4 separate regions of the Homo sapiens genome follow, and regions 2, 3 and 4 are each linked to region 1. The links are chromatin contacts, found by Hi-C or POLR2A ChIA-PET in ENCODE. All regions are on one chromosome and are shown on one strand. Each heading gives the region's core, a stretch centred on a gene start or an enhancer-like site at or near the end of the contact. The rest is flanking DNA. Distances are from core to core; before and after follow the strand shown.

What was found. Hi-C counts contacts between places; a loop is a spot of excess contacts on that map. ChIA-PET counts read pairs that join two places held with the same protein, here RNA polymerase II (POLR2A). Pooled maps may share reads with other maps.
Region 2: a loop to region 1 is called in a pooled map, with 12 times the contacts of the local background. The contact joins the promoter of ZNF165 here to the promoter of GABBR1 in region 1. A Hi-C loop is called at or near these places in 5 of 50 pooled maps. POLR2A ChIA-PET finds 5 or more read pairs at or near these places in 4 of 52 experiments (A549, A673, B cell and 1 more).
Region 3: a loop to region 1 is called in a pooled map, with 5 times the contacts of the local background. The contact joins the promoter of ZSCAN31 here to the promoter of GABBR1 in region 1. A Hi-C loop is called at or near these places in 2 of 168 maps with a recorded cell type or tissue (endothelial cell of umbilical vein and vagina) and 8 of 50 pooled maps. POLR2A ChIA-PET finds 5 or more read pairs at or near these places in 1 of 52 experiments (K562).
Region 4: a pooled map shows a loop between it and region 1 (5-fold over the local background). The contact joins the promoter of ZSCAN26 here to the promoter of GABBR1 in region 1. A Hi-C loop is called at or near these places in 3 of 50 pooled maps. POLR2A ChIA-PET finds 5 or more read pairs at or near these places in 2 of 52 experiments (activated B cell and activated CD4-positive, alpha-beta T cell).

Annotation. Positions count from the first base shown.
Region 1 is chr6:29,631,309-29,634,898 of GRCh38, forward strand. It overlaps GABBR1 (gamma-aminobutyric acid type B receptor subunit 1), which reads right to left and starts at 1,875. Exons shown (of 23, transcript NM_001470.4): 1 at 1,542-1,875; 2 at 993-1,077; 3 at 88-291. The coding sequence starts at 1,077. RefSeq lists an enhancer at 1-185.
Region 2 is chr6:28,078,605-28,082,158 of GRCh38, forward strand. ZNF165 (zinc finger protein 165) reads left to right here and starts at 1,964. Exons shown (of 4, transcript NM_001376491.1): 1 at 1,964-2,366. RefSeq lists enhancers at 1,420-1,489, 2,290-2,409.
Region 3 is chr6:28,334,301-28,337,624 of GRCh38, forward strand. It overlaps ZSCAN31 (zinc finger and SCAN domain containing 31), which reads right to left and starts at 1,848. Exons shown (of 4, transcript NM_030899.5): 1 at 1,782-1,848. RefSeq lists an enhancer at 1,394-1,513.
Region 4 is chr6:28,265,071-28,268,735 of GRCh38, forward strand. It overlaps ZSCAN26 (zinc finger and SCAN domain containing 26), which reads left to right and starts at 2,073. Exons shown (of 4, transcript NM_001023560.4): 1 at 2,073-2,143. RefSeq lists enhancers at 1,911-1,970, 2,115-2,679.

The DNA of each region.
Region 1 (3,590 bases), core at 625-3,124:
AAGTGCTGACTTGCAAGCAGTAATGCTAAGTTTGCGGCAGGAAAAGGAATAGTCTTGAAGAGGGGAGGGGCTTCCGAGGCTACTCACCACAGCGGCTGGGTGTGTCCATATCTGTCCAGGAGCCGTTGGCCAGGCACTTGCGGACCTTGGGCCCCACCACCTCGCGCTCCCCCCGGCACACATACTCAATCTCATAGTCCACTGGCAGGAAGTTGATAGCCTTCACCTGGTCCCGAGTCAGGCCCCGGTACCTGATGCCCCCTTCCCAGGGCGGGTGTATGATCTGGCAACCTAAGGGGTGAGTCGGGGAGGCATACAGAGAGGAATGGTGGGAAAGAGGAAAAGGCAGGCTCCCCAGTGGGAGGAAGGGGAGAGTAGGGCGTGGTCTGTGGGCAGGCTGGGGACAGAGGAAGAGGGATGGGGCACTAGAGGGTGGGAGTGGGGACAGGTACAGATCCCCTGGCTAAAGGACAGAGAGTAAAGGGCCAGGGTTAAAGCTGATGAGAGAACCCACAAGTGGGGAGGGAAGGGTGCTGGGTGGAGGTAAGAAAGAAAAGTAATTAAGAAATCATGAAGGGTATGATATGTGGGTGGAGCTTTTCTTTAAAAAAAAAGGCTAAATGAGGATATTCGAGTTGAATTAGGATAGGAGGATAAAGGGAGGCTAATAAGATCATCTGGACAGCAAAGTGGGACCAAGAAAAGGGAGTAATTGAGGTAGTAATGTGGGGCTGGGAAAGGGGATTGAGGCGGAGAAAATGCACAGGAAGGTGGTATAGTGTAGCAATGTGGGCAGAGAAAAGAGGTGCTGGATAGTAACGTGGGGTGACAGAAGGAGGTCAGCAGTAGTAAAGTCGGGCCGAGCAGAAGGGGTTGCCAGACCGGGATGATATGTGGGACTGATGGGATAGTGATGAGGACCAGAAATGAGGAGATGCAGGGAAAGGGAAGTGGAGCGAAGGAGGGCCGGAGGTCGTCGAAGAAGGATGCACCTTCTGAGGTGGCGTTGGGGGTCTGCGCCCCGCCCGCGCCCGGGGGGCGGAGGAAGAGTGGCGCCAGTAGCAGCAGCAGCAACATCTAAGTGAGAGGCGGCCATGAGGACTGGACCGAGCCCCGCCGGCGCGGCCCGCACCCGGAGACTACTCGACCTCTTGCCGGTTGCCTCGCAGGCTCCGACCGGGCTCAGCCTGGGGACCAAGAGAGCGCCCCGCGGAGGAGGCGGGGGCGGAGCCCCGCGCGGGGTGGGGGGAGAGGAGGAGAGAAAGCCTGTCCCCACCCTCCTCCTGCCTCCCTCGGCCCCCAACCCTCCCGGGACTCCACCTCTCACCACCTCCTCTCCCCCGGCCCCCGCGGCTCGCAGAAGCCTGGCTTACCCACGCTCCCGGCATCGGCCGCCTCAGCGCTCCCCGATTCCATCCCCGCGGTTCCTCCTCTCCCCCAGCCCCGCTTCCCCCAGCTGGGCCCTGCGCCCACTGCCCCCTCCCCCACCACGCCGCGCGCCCCCTCTCCGAGCCCTGCTAACCCGGGGCCCTGGCTCTTACCTCGGCGCGCGGGCCCGGCTCCCCGGCTCTCCCCGGGCCTCAAGGCCCCAGGCCCGGCCGCTCCTCCCCGCTCCCCCCTCCCTTCTCCTCCACCTTTCTCCTCCTCCCGTCCCTCCTCCCCTCGAATCCAGGCTCCAGCCTGGCCAGGGTCTCTCCCCTCCTCTCTCGCTTCCCCCAAACCCCACCCCTGTCTCTTCTTCCCCGGGGCGGCGGCAGCCACGGGAGCGGGGAGCGGGGAGCCGGGAGGGAAGGAGGCGGCGCCGGGGACCAGGGAGAGCTCCCGGGCGGAGGGAAGAAGGAGGGTGCAAGGGAAGGCAGGGCGGGGGGAAGAGAGGGGAAGACCGGGGAGAGGGCGCCTCCCACAACCCGAGCCCCGGGAGCCGCCCCGGATCCCAGCCCCGCCCTGGACCGCCCACAGCGCGGTGGGGCGGGCGGTGGAGAGGCGCGGGGCTGAGAGGTGGGGGAGAGGGAGGTGCCCTGGTGCACACGCACTCGTCGGGGGGCGCCGGTCACTGCCGAGGGACCTGCGGGCCAAACAACTGGAAGCTGGGGTGGGGGAGAGGGAACCCGAGCCAAAGGCAGAGGAGCTGGCGCTGAGACAGGGAGTCTGGGATGAAGGTGGAGAAAGACGGCTGCACAAAGAGAAGGCAGCCCTAGATCCGGGTGAGAGGAGAGAGGCAGAGGCAGATGCCCAGGAGAACTGCGACCGGAGGGCGAGAAAGAAGCCTGGGTCAGAAGGAGGTGGGGGAGGGGGACTGAGGACCACCTAAGCGCAAGAAGGGTTGGGTGTAGAAGAGATTTCTGGGAGACTAGAGCAGCTCCATGGTCCAGCAGCATTGCTACTCGCCTGCTCTGCAGGGAACGCGCAGAACGGATTGGAGGCAAAAAACAAAACAGGGAGGGGGACATCAAGGAGAGAAATTGAAGTACGAAGGGAGTAAAAGGACAAGAGAAAAGAACCTCAGGGTGGTTTAGAAGCCAGTATTACCTGATGTACTCCAGCAGAGCCTAGCAAACAGTATTTCTTGACCAAGGGCAAACTGGAAGCTCTAAAGACAGCAGGTACAGACCTTTTTGACGGCTCCAGAAGCTCTTGGCTATACCTTGAAGTGGAGGGGTGTGTGTGTGTGTGTGTGTGTGTGTGTGTGTGTGTGTGTGTGTGTGTGTTGTGCTGTTGTTGTTCGTAGGCCTGAGTTTGGGCTGGGAGAGGAAACAGTGGGCTCCTTGTTGGGGGGGACAAAAAAAAAGCTGCTTTCTGGCTGGTCCTAGGGGGAAAAATGGTAGGAAGAAACCAAACACTGAGAGACTGACTAGAATTGAGATTCTCAACCTCCAACCCTTTTTTACAATAAATATTTTGTAATGACACTTTTACTGTCCTAAATTGAGATTCATAGATGAGGCTCACGCCTGAAATCCCAGAACTTTGGGAGGCCGAGGCGGACTGATCACTTGAGCTCAGGAGTTTGAGACCAGCCTGGCCTGGCCAGCATGGCGAAACCCCATCTCTACTAAAAATAGAAAAATTAGCGTGGTGTGATGGTGTGCGCCTGTAATCCCAGCTGAGACACCAGAATCGCTTGAACCCGGGAGGCAGAGGTTGCAGTGAGCCAAGATCGCACCACTGCACTCCAGCCTGGGTGACAGAGCAAGACTCCATCTCAAACAAAAAGAAAGGGAAGGAGGGAGAGAAAGTCATAGATGATATAACCTACCTACATACACAACTTTAAACAGAAAGCAAAATGCTTCCCTTTCTGTAACGTAAAGGGGAAATGAAAGAAAAGTAACTTGCAATAAAATAACATAAACAGTATTTTAATGTGTGAGTGCCAAGGCCCGACTACCCTAGAAGTCCTGATGGAGTAAGCAGATGCTTCCACCTATTCACAGAACCACGGGGATGAAACTGCTACCAACACAGGCTGATCCAGGTGCTGAGTTGGTGACTCAACTACCTCCAGCATGTTGCCATCAATGAAGTGATTTAACAAAATGTTGAACAACTCTTGGTAGCAAAGTTAATTTTCCCTAATTTTACACACAACT
Region 2 (3,554 bases), core at 714-3,213, 1.6 Mb before region 1:
CTAATAGAATCATCTTGTTAAAAAGCAAGGGAACAACAAATACAAAATTTGTGATAGTGTTTCCTCGGATGAGAGGTAGTATAGAGAGGGACTAGAAAAAGAGTAGTATTAAATCTAAGTTGTTGTCAATCTACAGTTCTTATAGACTAGGTAATGGATTAAAAAATGTTCACACTTTAAGGCCATGCATGGACCAATGACAGCCAGTGGTTTTAATTAATACCATTTTGAATATCTGAGTTCCACTGGGGTAAGGGGATGAATCAAACAAGGCCTCAGAAGAAAAGTTGTCTGGGAATGCAGGAAGGTTTTGCAGAGGAGATGAAGTTTCAGTTGCAACCCTGCTGCGTGGGCTTCAATTTCACCACCTGAGATTTAAATAGAGGCAGGAGTCACTCAGGCTAGAATGCAGTGGTGCAATCACAGCTCACTATTGCAGCCACCACCTCCTGGGCTCAGGCGATCCTCCCACCTCAGCCTCCCGAGTAGCTGGGAGTACAAGTGCATTCCACAACCCCCGACTAATTTTTTTTTTTTTTAATTTTTGTAGAGACGAGGTCCCAACTATGTTGCCCAGGCTGGTCTCGAACTCCTGAGTTCAATTAATCCTCCTGCCTTTGCCTCCCAAAGCGGGGAATTAGAAAAGTGAGCCAACACGCCCGGCCCACTAGTGTTAAAAAATAAAAACAAAAGCAATAATCTGACAGATAGAGCCAGGGAGGGCTATGAAGAGACACTTCTCAGGCTTGTATGCCTCATAAGAAAACTATCACATATGACTGCAAAACCCATCTTACACCAAAAATACCTCTGCAAGGACATCCGCCCAGCAACTGTTTGTCTAACCTCAGACTGGTGTCATCCTCGTTACCGATCTTTGTAGTCAAGAATAATGATTTCAAAACAATTAAATAATCCTCCCCATTCTTCCTTTAAAAACCTTTGTCTTCCTTTACCTCCCTGAATAGAAACATAGTTTACTCTGGCACGTCTATTCTTATTGCAATTTCCTATTCCCGAATAAACTTTTTTTTTTTTTTTTGAGATGGATCCTTGCTCTGTCGCCCAGGCTGGAGTGCAGTGGCGTGATCTCAGCTCACTGCAACCTTCACCTCCTGGGTTCAAGCGATTCTTCTGTCTTAGCCTCCCAAGTAGCTGGGACTACAGGCGCCCACCACCACACCCAGCTAATTTTTATATTTTTAGTACAGACGGGGTTTCACCATGTTGGCCAGGCTGGCCTTGAACTCCTTGTTAAATACAGTGAGTTCTAAATTTCTCTTCAAAGAATCAGTATGTCAGTATGTTCAATTCTTTGTTCTCCATTTTAAACTTTAACTTCCTCATTTTCCTCGTCTCCTTGCCTCTAGTTTCAGTAAACAACCTTTTCCACCAGTTCTAATCAGTAGTTCACATCTGTTCCCCTGGTGACCTGCTCCGTCCTGAGTCACCCCTGGTCACCTGCTCTGACCTGAGTCACCTTTAGTCACCTGTTCCGTAACCGTCCTTCCCACTGAAACTGCTCACCCTACCACTCCGGCTCATACCCCTGCTCTCTTTAAAATAGCCAATCGGAATTAACTTAGACTGTGCGGTCCAACCCTAGCCAGTAGGGGAACGACACAGCACTAGGGACTACCTGCGTCAGGGATAAGAACCCCTTCCCCTCCCTTGTTCAGGTGTGCTCTCGCCATTGCTCCATCCGTGAGACGCACCCTTCTATAGAAGTAAATTGCTTTGCTGAGAAAATGTGTGCTCGAGTGTGTATCTTTTTCTTCTTCTTCTTTTTCTGAGACTGAGTCTCACTCTGTCACCCAAGCTGGAGTGCAGTGGCGCGGTCTCGGCTCACTGCAAGCTCCGCCTCCCGGGTTCAAGCGATTCTCCTGCCTCAGCCTCCCGAGCACCTGGAACTACAGGCGCGTGCCACCACGCCCGGCAATTTTTTTTTTTTTTTTTTTTTTTGTATTTTTAGTAGACACAGGGTGTCACCGCGTAAACCAGGATAGTCTCGATCTCCTGACCTCGTGATCCGCCCGTCTCGGCCTCCCAAAGTGCTGGGACTGCAGGCGTGAGCCACCGCGCCCGGCCAACGTCATTTTCTTTTCAGGAGTCCCTTCTGTTATTTAGCAAGACACACTACTACAATGGAGAAAAAAGATGCCCCCTCCTTCAAGCCCTGAGATCTTCAGGACTTTGGCGAAAAGTCTGCGCCCGAAGAGACCCAGGAAGGATTCTTGGAATTGTAGTCCAAAGGCATCCCGCCTTCTGCGCAGACTCACAAGTCCCTGTGGACGGAATTCTTGAAGTGTAGCGCCGCTCAGTCCTTCCACCGGAAGTGTCCGATCGGAATCAGCCCTGTCCGAGAGGTGAGTCCGGGTTTGGGGATCCAGATGTCCAGCCCCGTGTCCCCCTCCAAACATCCAGTCCCTCTCATATTGCCTTTGAAATTAGCAGCCTCTGGGTGACCAGACCTTGGCCCTCAGAGGAATCCCGGAGAAAGGTAGAACCAGCTTCGGCGTTGGGAACGCAGGCGCGCTTACGCATTTAGTGAGGGTTTGGCGGTCTCCATAGTTACCGCCGCCGCGCGTGACGTCATAGTGGAGCGCTGAGGGCTTGGTGGCGTGGGGTGGGGGCTGTCCTACTGATCCTGAATTTGGGGTCACTGGTAAGAGGAGTTGCCCATTCCAGCCAGGTGGAACGGGGAGGGGTGCCACATGTCTCAGATCTGCCATTGTCTGCGAAAAGAAACTGCTGCGAGGACCATCCCCAATCCCCTGCTTCCCTTGGGAAGAGTAACCGCCGTTTTGTAGGACACTTGGGGACAACCCCGCTTGTCCTGAAATTTATTGACACGGTAAATAGTATTTCCTGTGTGCCGAGGATGCAGTTAAACCAACACTGACCCCCTGCCCTTGAGAAACACAAGGTACTATGGGAGCCTTTACCAGCATGCCCCTTGAAGTCTCTGTTCTGCTTTGTGGTCTCTACCGGATTTCCCCTGACTGTCTCCCTCTCCACCAACAAAACTCTCACCCGTCTTCCCCTCCCGCAACATGCCCACCAAGACATGTTCATCCATCAGGAGCCCTGCTCTTTAACCTCCAACTTTCTCATCATAATTAATTACTCGTTCCTCTCTGTTCTCCTAGCGTTTCTTCACACATCTGCTTACCCATTTTTGTAAGTCCTCCTAACACAATATTATAAGGCACTAGATGCTCAATCAATATTTATTAGTTTAAAGCTACCAGCTTTAGGGGGACTCGGTTTTAAATAGATGAGAAGTGATAAAACACCTGGAGATAGTACTGTCAGCTGAGATAACATGTCATAGAACCAGCTGCTCAGCATAATTGAAATTTCATTCGGATTATATGGGCCTACTTTACACCCATCTTACTATGGTAAATGAGATCATGCTCATTAAGCATTAGGACACTACTTGGTTAGCGCATCTAGGAAACATAACCAGAAATATCAAAGAAATGGCCCAGTAAAATATAAGGGATTGAGACTCTCTGGTTAATATACCATGGAACTAACCCCCCTTTTTT
Region 3 (3,324 bases), core at 598-3,097, 1.3 Mb before region 1:
AGGAATTCATTTCACATATATTTACTAAGTGTTTACGAGGTGTCAGACAGCAAAGAGTGAAACAATGCAGAATTTGATGTGTCCCCACTGTCCTTCACCGAAATAAAAACATGGCAGAAAGAGCATAAAAGAGAATGTTTTCATTCATGAGAATGTTTTCATTCACGTCAGCATAATTAACAACAGCAACAAAGAGATCATGTAAATCACAAATCATGTGTGTTGTAAAATAAATCCCAAAGGATACCAATTACGATGACAAGAAAACAGAAGAAGACCTTAAATACCATGAGGAAACAGTCAAATCCAGAAATGGGGATGCACTACAGGAAGACTGGAAGAGCCTCCTTTTAAACAAGGCAATGGGATGGGAGGAAGGGAGGCAAAGAGTAAAATTGCCCTAGGTTAAGACTCAACTACATGCAGTGAGTGGTCTATGATTGGATCCTAGTTGGTACAAACAGGTATAAAAGACATCTGTGGGACAACAGGGGGTGGAAGGATTTAAACATGAACTAGGTGTTAGGTGAAGCGCCTACACTTAGTTGGGTGTGCTAATAATCTTGTGGTTATGTAGGGAAATGTCCCCAATTTTTAGAGATGCATTAGAAACTAGAGGTGACAAGTTATGAGGTTGGTGGTTTTTACAATATTTAAAGAAAACATATGCGACAAACATTGCATAATGTTGACTTATTAAATAAAAATTACGTGTATATAGGAAATAAGGCTTTTGACAGGGAGAGACCCTTCTCTACCTCTGGACCTCGGTTTCGCCGCAAAGCTCCGACCTCTCTAGGGGTCTCTCCCACCACCCTGTGAAAGGGCTACCTAGCTTGCCTTAGGTGGATAGCAAGGGAAGGGTCCCTGGAGAGCCTGCCCCCGCCCATGATTTAGTGTCTTATCCCCACATAACATAAAACTAAGCCTGGGGAAAAAATCAGGTTGCAGGCACCGATAAGGGAACTAGCACAGGGTGTTGTGCCTAGAGATATGCCCACGGCTGCATAGATAGAAAAACCTCGGGCCCATTTGGATAAAAACTTGCACAGAACCTCCAGCTCACTCAGATAAGGGAACAAGGCCTGACACATAATGCCTTTGTCCTTTGTATAGTCAGCAGGTTCCCAGGAAAAGTTTCTTCTCCTTTTGTGGGTATGGACACGGTGGGTTCTGGTAGGTTCCGGCAGGCGCTCTACTTTCCTTTATTAGGACTATAAGCCCAGCTTCTGTGAATCATCACCTCAGCCCCTGATTGGTCCGGGGCCAAACTTTCACTTCGGCTTCTGATAGGTCCTGGGCCAAGCTAAGCAGCAGCTATGAATCATCATTTCAGCTCCTGATTGGTCCCGGACCAAGCTGAGTCAAGCGTTCGCCAGGACAGCCCGCAGACTAAGCGCATTCCCTCTCCTTTCCAGTCCATAAAAACCCCAGAACGGGCCCCATAATGGGTACTCCCGGTCGGGACCCCTTCTCTGCTGGCAGAGAGCTTTTTCCTTTCGCTTATTAAACTTTCGCTCTAACCTCACCTTTGTGTCTGCGCTCCTTTATCGTCTTGGAGGCAGGACAAAGAACTCCGGGCGTTATCTCAGACAAAGAAAGGCTGTTTAATCTTCAGGATAAGGGGCGGGACCTCCACCTACTCCACGGGGGCTTCAGGCCAGTGAATGTGTAGGGGCGGGGGTCACGCCTGCGCAGACGTTCCCTCCCCGCCTACTCCAAGGCACAGACCTGAAATCTTCTGGGAACCTGGCGGGTCGCGACAAGGGGCCAAGACTCACCTTCGGGGCACCGGCAAGCTACGGAACAGGTGGCGGGGCTGCAGCACCCCAATGACCGATCAACCGCAAAGGCCGGAAATGCGTCAGCCGTTCTGAGCCCACTGGCTGAAGCCAGGCAACTCTTTCCTTTCTAGGAATTCCAGAGGTGGCTGCTGCTTGGTGACTCCCTTATTGCAAACCCCGGGGCCAAAAATCCCAGTCCCACTGGGTGCGAGGCGGAGAAATCCGGCGAGGCATTTCTATGGGGAGCGGCCCCCAGCATTTAGGAGTTAGATGGTCATCGAGACCCAAAACATTAGAGCCGGAAGGTGTTAGGAAGATATAAACGTAGAGAGCGAGTAACAGGAGGCAATTCCACGGCCAAACAGGTTTATTTACAGGAAAAGCCTGCGAAGAGTTCCAGTTAGGAATCTGGCTGAGATCCTGATCGCTTACAAGCTGAGGCTTTTATAATAAAGTTTCTGTTGGGGAGGGGTTGGGGAAGTGCTGGCTAGTTGGAACTGTTTGGACACTTTCCAACTGGGGACAGATGTGGTTAGGGCCGTTAGGCTCTGTTGCGGTTAGAGCTGTTATGCTCTGTTGAAGCTATGGACGGGGTTGACATTTGCTTTGTTTCTTGAGAACACAGTCATCAAGGTTGTAAAATGGCATCACTATTGTTAGTCCTCACAGAAGGGACTTCATACTTTTTCTGTCTCTAATACTTACCTATTCTTCCCCGAGTCTGTCCACTTCCTCTGGTCTCTTTGACATCACAAAGGAGAGATGGTAATGGTGGGGACGAGAATACAGAGTTGTTTTTGTTGTGGTTTTGTTATTTTGTGTTTTACACTCAAACCTCTGTCTTCTGGAATCCCAAAGTCTAGAAGAAGAGCGTGTAAACAAGTAACTGCGTAAAACAGACGTGCATGTGAAATGAAGTAAAATAAAATAAGTGCTTGTAAATCGATGAGAATAGCCTCTGGAACATGCTAAGTACGTATGTAGGAAATAAATGTATGTATTAGTTTGAATTCGTGGCGTGGAAGAGAGAGGAAAACTAATGGGGCAAAACAAGACTCAGCAGGAATCTGCCAGTGTACACTGGAAAAGGAGCAAAGGAAATAAATTTCTGGGAGAGGGAATCAAATGTACAAAAGCAGAACTGGGGTGAAATCCTTTGGTACATCCAAAGAACTGGGCTGATCAGCATGACTGGAGAGTGGTATATGTGGCAGGGGCACCAGCTCTTACTTTTTTTGGATCCCTAACCAAGGAATTTGAGCAGTCTGATCAAATTTACATCTAGAAATGTTATCTTGGCAGCCATGTGGGGATGGACTGTAAGGAAATGAGACTACAGGCAGGGAGACCAGCTAGGAGACTACTACAAGAATCCAGGGTAGAGAGAGTGAGGGCCTGAATCAAGGCAGTAGCAATAGAAATAGAGAAGACAGATAATACATGTTAAGAGGTTGAATTGATTTTTTACAACTCATTCATTAATTATATAGATTCCCATTGAATGCGATCTTTGTGCCAAGGGCTTGCTGGATATAATAAT
Region 4 (3,665 bases), core at 823-3,322, 1.4 Mb before region 1:
AAAAGAAAGTTCTTATCTTGAATATCGTATGAATGGACCTGGCAGAAACATGATCACTATAGTTTACAAAAATAAGGATAATCCTGGAAAATGAAAACCTCAAGTTTGAAAATTGATTTGTATTTTAGTATTTTGTCTCTCCTGGTGATAACAGTGTTTTGAGTTATTCTCACCTTATCTACCCCTACCCCTCCCAAAAGGTACAAACAGACTGTTTAAATGAAAAATGCACACCTTGAAAATTTAAAAAAACTCTTCTTTGTCTAGCTACTTTAAAGGTTTTGATTTTCATGGGATATCCAGTGCAATGGCAATAATCTCAGCCTTGACAATAAAAGTGACAGATTTAAGAAACTAGTCATAGTAGGGAATTTTAGAGGGGGAGTAAATAGGATATAGTATTTACTTTCTATTTAAATTAAATTTTCTTTATGTTTATCCCTTATATAATTTTTGAAAAGGTCCTTTTCTAGATATTAAAAAATAAGATATATGAGTTTTCCTCTCAAGAAAGAATATTGACTTCTAATTAGTAACACATATTGACTAGATTTGTTGGCCTTATGAAAAGTTTTAAAGTAAACATATTTAATTTTTACTTTAAAAATATGCTTTCAAAGATACATTCAGACACTTAAGAAGAAAAGATAACTGCTTGTGATAATGAAACTGGTTGTTTTTTTTCTGTTATGATAATTTCAATGCTTGAAACACTGAATAAATTACACGTCAGTACAATGTTTTGTATATTTAATGATATTTCAAAGCTTCTGTCAACTGATCAGTTAAACACAAAAGTTTGTTCAGATTTTTTAAAGGTTTTTTTTTCTTTCTTCCAACTTTTGTTTTAGGTTCAGTGGGTACATGTGCAGGTATGTTACATGAATAAAGTGCATACTGCTGGGGTTTGGTGTACAAATGATTTTGTCACCAAAGTGGTAGCATAGTACCTTATAGGTAACTTTTCAATCTTCACCTTCCTCTCACCCTCCACCCTCAAGAAGTCCTTGTGTCTGTTGTTCCCATTTGTGTTCATGTTTACTGAATGTTTAGCACCCACTTATAAGTAAGAACATGCAGTATTTGGTTTTCTGTTCCTGTGTTAATTGGCTTAGGATAAATGGCCTCCAGCTGCATCCATGTTGCTGCAAAGGACATGATCTCATTCTTTTAGCTGCATGATATTCCATGGTGTTATGTACCACATTTTCTTTTTCCAGTCCACCACTGATGGGCATCTAGGTTGATTCCATGTTTCTGCTATTGTGAAAAGTGCTGTGATGAACATACACATGCATGGTCTTTATGGTAGAACAGTATATTCCTCTGGGTATATACCCAATAATGGAATTGCTGGGTCAAATGAGAGCTCTGTTTTAAGTTCCTTAAGAAATTTCCAAATTGCTTTCCACAGTGGCAGAACTAATTTACATTCCCACTAGCAATGTATAAGCATTCAAAGAGTTTATCTTATTCAAAAACTATAAAAACCCAGTTTGTGATACTGTGGGCAAGAGAGACTATTTCTGTTCTCTGTTGTAGAATTTATTTTGATAAAGTGATATCTGTTGCTTTTATTCCCCCTGAAACTTACATTGATTGCAAAGTGTTGTTGATTTATTTTCTCTCACAGTAATAGCCCTAATTTCTTCTTACCTTAAACCTTTCAATCCAAACGTATGTCCATTGTTTAGTTTAATTTTCGAAATACTTTGACAATTATTTTTGCCATTGTGTTTGATGAATTTCTAAATTGCGAAAAATGGCGAAGTATGTGTGTTTTATTTATGTGAGCAAAGTGAAAATGTTGGCTGTTTGTGATAACACTCAACGGAGCTGGCCTGTTTTTACATGAATAAAATAAACATCCACTTTAAAATGAGAAAACAAAAACAAAAACAGAAACAAAAAAAAAACCCCAACAATCTTAGCTCACAACGAAATGACCCTCCCAGCCGTCCTCAGCAGGCAGCACCCATGTTAGTCTCCTTCTGCGATGCCTAAGCGGCAGCACCATCGAGCCAAGGTCCTCCAGCGTTCCTAGAGCGGAGAAGAAAGCGCTCCGAAGAGCTAGAGCTGACACTCGGCGATGAGCTAAGACGCTGTTTCAGAGCGTTTGGGTCCTCTGAGGCCCCTTGACCAGGTGAGCGGACCCTGGAGCTGGGCCCCGGGCTGGGGCGGAACTGCGGCCTAGGGGCCTAGGGAGCAGCTGCTTCCCGGCGGGTGCAGAGAATCTTCCCTCGACCGAGGGGGCGGGGTCCGTAGCGGAGGTGTCGGCCCTGGGGCCTATGAGAGTGATGAAGCTGTGGATCTGGTAAACAGAGTACAACCTTCTGCTGCATATTTTTCATCCATTCAGCGCAATTTTAAGTAGATATTAAAGGTAGGCGCCACCGAGAAGGTAATATTTGAGCAGAAATCTGAAGGAGGTGGGTGGAAAGACCTAAGTGGCTTTTGCGGTCAGGAACTTTCTAGGTAGAGGGAATAGCAAGTGCAAAGGTCTTAAAGCAGGAGCTTGCTTGGCATATTTGAGGAATAACGGGGAGACCAGAGCGGTTGGAGCAGTGAACAAAGGCGACCTTTGTAGGGAATGATGTCAGAGAGATTGGGGTATGGAGAGGAAGAGTGTAGAGGAAATGAGAACTGTATCGTGTAAGGAATTTTGTCTTTTTTTGGTGTGTGTTTTTGGAGGATTTTGAGCAGAAGAAAACATGATCTGACTTATGTTTTAAAGCTTCTTTACTTGGAGACTCATGATGATAATAGATTGTAAGTGGGCAAGAATGGAATCAAGAAAACTTAAAAGTTAAGAGTAATTTTTTAAAATTCCAAGTAATTCAGGTGGGAGATAAGGATATCTTGAGCCAGTGATCAGATTATGATCTGCTTTGAAAATAGAGACAATAATATTTGCTACTGGGTCAGATGTAGGGTGTGACAGTAAGAAGGCAAATATAAATCCAAGGTTTTGGGCCTGTGGGTGCAAGAGATACTGGAGAAAAGATCTGAGGTTTAGCTTTGGTACCTCGTGTAAGTTCTTCAACTCTCCCCGTCTCAATTTCCTTCTCTGCACGAAGAAATTAGGAATAGTGTCTTCTTTATAGGGTTGTGTGAGGGTTAAATAATTAATATATGTGAAACATGTAGTATAGTTGTCCTGGCTCATTGTTTTATTATGCTGAGACATGAAGTGTGAGTGGGCATTAACAAGAAGAAAATTGGAGGGTTGGAGGGTGGTCCAAGCAGAAGGAATAAGCTGTGGAAGGGCCAAGGAGCAAGAAGGAGTATTGCAAATTTGATGAAATAAAGTACTTTATTAGATCAAAAAACAATGTAAACCATATTAAATGTTTTGAACTTGATCCTAAGGGTAATAATCAGCCATTATATGTAACAGGCATAGCAGGGACATAATAATATTTCATATCCTCCTTAGAATGATCACTGTTTGCGTGTGGAAAATAGATTGGTGTCTCAGACCAGTCTGTTTGTCACAGTGGTCTAGGTAGGAGAAGACAATGGCAAAGGGGATGAGAAGTGGATTGATTTGAGAGATATTTAAGCAATAGAATCAATAGAACTTGATTGATCAGATACATGAGATATGAAAGGAGGAAGGAATGGTCAGTTTTCTGGCTCAAATAGCTGGGTAGATGGAGCTCCTC